3 separate regions of the Homo sapiens genome follow, and all the other regions are linked to region 3. The links are chromatin loops, found by intact Hi-C in ENCODE. Cell type or tissue: mammary epithelial cell. All regions are shown on one strand.

Evidence for each region. A loop is a pair of places that touch in the nucleus more often than their neighbours do. Peaks named below come from ENCODE experiments on the same cell type or tissue, not always from the same donor. Only the 100,000 strongest peaks of a DNase experiment are listed, where the experiment ranks them.
Region 1: it touches region 3 in a loop (21-fold over the local background); 4 of 110 quality-filtered maps call a loop at or near these places.
Region 2: it touches region 3 in a loop (15-fold over the local background); 3 of 110 quality-filtered maps call a loop at or near these places.

What each region holds. Positions count from the first base shown.
Region 1 is chr12:87,865,929-87,868,428 of GRCh38, reverse strand. No RefSeq gene overlaps it. Among named protein-coding and RNA genes, the nearest start is that of LINC02258, 98 kb to the right of the region's middle. In mammary epithelial cell, a CTCF peak has its summit at 1,536 (motif pointing left); no DNase peak of the experiment used is centred here.
Region 2 is chr12:87,951,891-87,954,390 of GRCh38, reverse strand. No RefSeq gene overlaps it. Among named protein-coding and RNA genes, the nearest start is that of C12orf50, 76 kb to the left of the region's middle. In mammary epithelial cell, a CTCF peak has its summit at 953 (motif pointing right); no DNase peak of the experiment used is centred here.
Region 3 is chr12:88,051,565-88,054,064 of GRCh38, reverse strand. CEP290 (centrosomal protein 290) reads left to right here. Exons shown (of 54, transcript NM_025114.4): 52 at 319-413. It also overlaps the pseudogene RNA5SP364. Among named protein-coding and RNA genes, the nearest start is that of RLIG1, 17 kb to the right of the region's middle. In mammary epithelial cell, a CTCF peak has its summit at 1,187 (motif pointing right); no DNase peak of the experiment used is centred here.

The sequences.
Region 1 (2,500 bases), 190 kb after region 3:
AGAATAGCTTTAGAGAAAAATCAAGGAAAAGGTACACAGATTCCCCATACACTCCCTGCCCCCACACATGCATAGCCTCCCCCATTACTAATGTGTAATAATAGACTTTTTATTGTGGTTAAATATACTTAATATTAAGTTTACCACATCAACAATGTTTAAGTCCATCATTCAACATATTTTCTTTAAAGTATAGTTCTAAATTTACAGAAAAATGGAGAAGATAGTACAGAGCGATTATACATATTCCTTACCTAGATCTCCCTATTATATTAATATTTTATATTACTGTGGTAACTTTGTTATAATTAATGAACTAATATTGATACATTATTATTAATTAAAGCCCATAGTTTATTCAGTTTGAAAATTTATTTTCTTAGTTTTTACCAATTTTTTTCTGTTTTAGGTTTCCATCCAAGATACCACATCACATGTACTTGTATCTCCCTGGGCTCCCCTTGTCTGTGATATTTTTTCAGACTTTCCTTATTTTGATGGCCTTGATAGTTTTGAAGAGTATGAATGCCCCTTTATTGGAATTTCTCTGATGATGTGCCTCTATTAGAATTTCTCTGATGTATTTCTCATGATTAAATTATCATTGTGGGTTTTTAGGAGGATTAACACAGAGGCAAAACACCACTTTCATCACATTGTATCAAGGGTATATGCCATTCACTTGACTTATCACTGTGAATGTCAGGCTTGGTCACCTGATTGCAGCAGTGCTTGTCAGATTTCTCCACTAACAAGTTACTATCCTTCCCTCCCCTCACTCCAATCTCTGTCTTACTGTACTCTTTGGAAGGGTGATGCATTGCCCACATTTAAGTACAAGGAATTTTTGCTCCTTTCTCGAAGGAAGATTATATACATAAATTATTTGAAATTTTTCTGAAGAGAGATCTGTCTCTTCTCCCTTATTTACTTACTTAGTCACTAAGTCATTTATTTATATCAGTCATTTATTTATGTCAGTATGGACTCATGGATATTTATTTTATACTTTGAGTTACAATCTAGTAGTACTTATTTTGTTGCTCAAATTGTTGCAGCTTTGGCCTTCCTTTCACTCTGCTCCTGTGTCTTTTTTATATACTCCCATCAATTAGGTTTTTGTTGTTGTGGAGCACTTTCTTATGTTTGGGCACTATGAGATGCTTCCGGCATCTCATATGCAAGACTCATCTTGCATATTCCTGCCCTAGTCCTAGAATAAGTTATTTTTCCAAGGAACCCTTGTTCTTTTTATTGGAGAATCATATTAAAAACCAAGATTTGGGTACTAAGTGGGTTTGTTGCTATTTGGGTGTCCCTGTTTCCAGGCTTTCTCAGATAACAAAGCACAGAAACCTGTGTGTATACTAACCTGTGTGTATACACATATTTGCAGTTATCCTATACATAACCATCTTTATCTATATTAAGGTAAACACGGGTTTCTACTGATGTCTCCAACTCTAGTCCATTACCATGTTGATCATTCTATACTTCTCCACCTTCTTATCTGCAAATTCTCACTCCTGTAGTGAGAAGCCTAGCTCCCACTAGTGGACATGTAAAGCAGTATCAGATTTGTTAACCTGTGCTCCAATTTGCTTCCAGCCCCAGCTGCACTGTGTCCTCAGACATCTGGGCACCAGACATCTGGAGGACCTCCTTCAACCTCTCCAGACATCTGGAGGACCTCCCCCCAGGTTTGCTTTTGTTCTACCAATTTCAGAGATGGTAGATTTGTCCTGAAATTACTAACATCTGGGTTAACTCAGCATCCCCCTTCGCTTCCCACATCAGTGTAACCAATTCCCAGTAGTAAATGCATTCAGTTTGAAATCCCTGTTATGGTTTCTGTTTTTCTGTATGTACCTTGGCTGGTCTTTGAGCTAATAGTTCCTTTTTTATTTAAGACAGTTTGGATTATTTCTTGTGGCCACAAGAGTGGCCATGCACAAACATAATGAAAAATATACCATACTACTCTTTCTGCCCAGAATGCTCTTTTTTTCACTGCCCATGTGGAAAATTGTCACTAATTCTTTGAGACTCAGTTTAAGCATTAAGTTTCCTGTGAATTCCTCTCTAACTATTCCTATCCCCAAGCATTGCACCAATTCCACTGCACCCTTTCATCCAGAGTTATATGCTTCTCTCTCTGCCTTCTTAAGATGTTTCTTGAATATTGAATTTTCTTATGAGAATGCATCAGAAATTAAATGAATTTTATAATAACTTACAGATCCTGTTTCTGTCTGCACCCTAATGACTTTAAATTATTGTGATTTTAAAAGGGTCCAAGCCACTGAGACACTTGTACATTTTACTTAGTAGAGATATAGTTCTCATGAACATGAGTTGAATAGAGCCTATTCAACTCATTTTGCTTAATTGAACAAAATATTTTTAGTGTGTCTTTTTCAGACAGATAAAAAGTATCCTAAAATTGATACTAGAAGTTCTTTCACACATGAAAAGTATTTGTGTTACCAAAGTTCGGAAC
Region 2 (2,500 bases), 100 kb after region 3:
CAGGTGTGGTGGCCGGCGCCTGTAGTCCCAGCTACTCGGGAGGCTGAGGTGGGAGAATCGCTTGAACCCGGAAGGCGGAGGCTGCAGTGAGCCGAGATTGTGCCACTGCACTCCAGCCTGGGTGATAGAGTGAGTCTCAGGCTCAAAATAAATAAATAAATAAATAAATAAATAAATAAATAAAATCAATTTAAAAACCCCAACAAACAAATAAACAAACTAAACTAAAAGAGAGAGTGTGTGTGTTGTAAAAGAGGAGGTCAGAGCAATGGGTTGTGGAGGCAGGTCAGATAGGGATTGTAGGCCAAATTACAGACTTCAGCCTTTTCTCTGAGAGGTGTGGAAAGCAATTTCAAGTTTTGAGCAGTCATGCCGCAATCTGCTTTCCATTTCTAAAGAACTACAGTGGTTGGTGAGGCTTAGAGACTCCATGTGGGAGGGGAGCCATGGCCTTAGGGAGACCAGTGAGAAGGTTGTCACCGTAACGCTAGTGAGAGAACTCATGTCTTGGTAGTGATGACAAGGGTGTATTCCAATTTATTCAGTAGGAGAACCCACAGGTTTTCTCATAGATATGCAGGATGAGAGAAAGAAAGAGGTCAAGATTAACTCAAGGCTTTTAGTCTGAACAAATGGAAGGTTGGAGATGAGGAGTGTGGAGTTTGGTTTTGACCTGTGTCCACTTTGAGATGCTTCAAAGGGAATTCCTATGATGACAATTGAAAATGCTTATATCTATTTTAAGTATTCATATATTTAAAAGTTCCTAAACCTTAATTCTTATATTCAGTTCTTTAATTAAAATACAAATATTTATTTATTGCTGAGCATAGACGTCTTATCAAATTTCACTAATAGAAGAGGCAAAGCCCTGAAGAAATCTTGATAAGAAGATAAAAACAAATAAGTGAGGAAAGATATCAGTGTGCTGAACACTAGAGGGCAGGACGATCACAGGAATAGAACACGAATCTAGCAAGCATTGACAGTAAAACATTTTATTTGGGTACATTTACTTCTAACTCACTGACACTAGCAGTAGGAGTCTTCAGAAATGAAAATAAACAAATCATAACCTTTCATCAAAGACAGGTTTTAGAGAGAAAGAGTAATTTATTTCAGTTTATAAGGGTCCACAGAAGCTCTGTTGTCGCTGGGGGCTTCTACAGTTTTTGAAAATAAAAGCATAAAGCCAGAGGAAGCAGGGGACACTCCAAGGCATATTGTTCTCTTGATGCCCTTGTTGAAATCATGCTGGCAGCGATGATTGGCATTAGGGTAGAGAGGAGAGCAGCCCAGGTTGCCCCAGTTCAAATTTGGTACTCCTCCCAAGGACTAGGCTGCAGCTTTGGTGTATGTGCCTCCTCACAAAGGTGACGTTGCTGCCCGAGGCCCTACTTAAATCAAGTGTAGCTGTTGGGGCCAGCAGGTCATGAATGCTTGCGTCAGGAATGACAATCTTCCTTTTATCCAGGGAATAAAGAAGGATGCAAGAAATAAAACAAGAAAAGAAATAGGGCACAAAGGAAGAAAGAGCAGAGTTGAAGCAAAACTAATAAAACCTGAGGATGAGAAAAAAAGTTTACATATTTGAATATGAGTGAAAGAGACACATAAAGTTGTGTAAAACTGGTAATATATTGATTCTTGTTAAAAAATTAGGTAGCTGCTGACATGGATAAATTGTCAGGAGCTAACTAACTAGTTTTAAATTTGAGATGAGGAGGATTATGTATTGGAGAAATGTAGTTATTTTGGCAAGTTGAAAAGGTGTGTGTGTGTGTGTGTGTGTGTGTGTTTGCCTGCATGTGTGTGTGTGTGAGAGAGAGAGGGAGAGAGAGAGAAACAGTTTCTCCAAGTACTGCTTTAGCTTCATCCTCTATTAAACTGCTATTTATAGCTAGAAATATATTCAATCAAGGTATATTTCTTGACAATGGTATTTACAAATATAATGTTCATAGGATGATGTCATTATGTGTAAAAAATTACTGTCTTGCTTTCTCTTTGGAATAGAGAAGGATATAAATATTTCTTTATACCATTATAGAGGGATATTAGGACATAATAATCTACTGCCCTGAAATCTTGAAGGACAATAGACTAAATAGACCAAAAAACCGTGAAGGCAAATTATGAACGTGTACTTACAAAGTACCATAACTACTAAAACACATTATCTGCACTCACTCAAAGGTCCCCATTTTTCCCTTACTTTATTCATCTGTATAATCAGTTACACATTGTTTCTCCCTTCAATCATATTTCCCTGTCTCTTCTAGACACAGAATTTTGAGGCTGAGGTGGGCGGATCATTTGAGGTCAGGAGCTCAAGACCAGCCCGACCAACATGGTGAAACCCTGTCTCTACTAAAATATAAAAATTAGCTGGGAGTGGGGGCAGGCACCTGTTATCTCAGCTACTTAGGAGGCTGAGGCACGAGAATCACTTGAACCTGGGAGGCAGATGTTGCAGTGAGCTGAGATCGCGCCACTGCAC
Region 3 (2,500 bases):
AGGAAAATACTAATGAAAGAGAACAAGTAATTTTTTTACTTTCAGGGGTCTCTGTAGCCTGCTTTCATTAAGCTCCTCTTATAACGAAACCACACTTGCAAATGCCATCAGGTCAGATATTAAGAAAAACGTGAAGGCTTTTGTATTCCAGGCTTTTTGTTTGAGAATGGTGACATTGTAGCATTGAGAGTAAATGTTTACTTCGATAAAGGCTAGCTTGTTCTGATTACTGTACATCACTAGTTCATAAGAAATGCCCATATATTTTATGAAGCAATATCTGCTTTATTTTTTTAACACATTATCATTGTGTTCTAGATTAGCTAATCATCAGCTGGATAAAGAGAAAGCAGAATTAATCCATCAGATAGAAGCTAACAAGGACCAAAGTGGAGCTGAAAGCACCATACCTGGTAATGTATTTTAAAAAACATGTTAGCTACCCCCAAGTTTTTGAATTTGGGTTTGCCTTTTTTTTTTTTTTTTGGCTCAGATTTCTGATCATTGTCTCCCTGTAAAATCGAATTCCTGATAAGCTTTGGGTCTTTTGTCTCTCTGTGCTATTAATATAAAAATATTCCCATTTTTCTCTTTGTGTTGTTTATACTATAGAGTAGCAAGTACCCAAGTGTTCTTCTCTTTGTTCTCCATCTGGGTGTTACAGATTTAATCACAATACAGTGCTAAGCAATGAATACTAAATCTGTTGCTTCCAGTTTCTAAGTATAGGCTCTTTCAAGTCCTCTGAACATTTTTAAAAACTGCAAATAAGTAAATACTGCCTATATTTTTTTCCGTTTACAAAGTAAAAAGAAAATCTTTCTGCTCCCTTCCATTCCCATTCAAAAGTGATTACTAATCATTCCTCATTCCTGCATATACATACACACATATTTTGTATACATATATATCACACATATGCATACATGTGTTTGTATGTTCATATGTACAATGTACATATCCTCATTATTTGTGGATTCTGTATTTTCTAAATCACCTCCTCACTAAAGTGTGTATGTAATCCCAAATCAACACTCGCAGCACATTTGCAAACATCCACAGAGCCTTGGAAAGTTTGAATAATCCAACCTACATGTCCCCAGCAGAAGTCCAACAAGGCAGTGCTCAGTATCCTCATTTCAGTTTTCATAGAGAAATGAGCAGAGGATGGAGACAGTAGAGGGCAGCACAGCATAGTGCAAGAAGCTGTGGCTCTGGGGCCTGGTGGAAGGGATTTGAATCCCAATTCTGAGGCTTGTTACTGCTCTAGCCTTAGGAGAGTCATGTAACACTTCTGAATCTTGTTTTCTTATGTAAATAAATAGAATTTACCAGGATGAGTTATCTTTAGGATTTAAGATTATCATCTGTGTGAGATATGTAGGTGTATGTATATATATGCGTGTATGTATATATATGCGTGTATGTATATATATGCATGTCTGTACATATTTCCCGTAGCAGCAGTGGTTTGATATTCACTAATTGGGCTAACTTTATAGACCAAAACTACTATGGATAGAGAATACTTTGTTTGCATTTACGTATATATATTTTCTTGGCAAGTAACATAAAATTGAACTAATACTATACACATTTCTAGCATATTTGCCTTTAACAGTTTATCATGGACATCTTTTGAGGTCTGTTCATAAATTATCTCATCCATTTAATAATTCCATAGTGTATTATTGCATGTATAAGCACATCGAACCATTTATGTTTTGATGGATATTTAGTTTGCTTCCAAGTTTCTGCTTCTATAAAATATGATTAATCTATTGACCTAATTATGCCATTGTGATAGGATGATAGAGATGCCATTCTCTCCAAAGGATTATACCAATTTATATCTGAACTATCTTTGACTATCTCTTGTAGCTTTTTCAGTATGCTATGTAGTCCTATTACTAATTTGTAATAAAAGCCATCATGTGTGAGTTGTACTAGACACTATGCTAATTGCCTTACAAGCATTCTATATTTACAACCATATATGATAGGTATTACTGTCTCCATTTTATGTGATAAACAAATTCAAAGTGGTTAAGTAACCATTCCCTAAGCCAGCTAGGAAATAGAGGCAGGATTAAAATCTAAATGTATGAAACTCCACAGCTCCTTGGCATTCCTAGTCCTTAACCCGCTATGCTATGCTACGTCTTGGTAACTAAAAGTACATATTAAATACTCTCAAAATATGTCTCATAGCAGCCAGCTTGGTATGTACACTAGACACAGTATTAATGCTGTTGATGTGAGGAAAATTTTATAATTTTCCTTCCATCCATATACTAACCAGGCCCAACAGTGCTTAGCTTCTGAGATCAGAGATCAGGTGCATGTGCATTAAGGGTCATATGGCCATAGATAGTTCTCTAATCTTTCCATTCCTCAGTTTCTTAAGGGAATTTCTGAACCCTCAAAATTCCTTATTTCCTAAGTAGACAGATTACCTGTCATTTTTCAAAGATTAAGGCTTAAGATCAAACCAGAACTG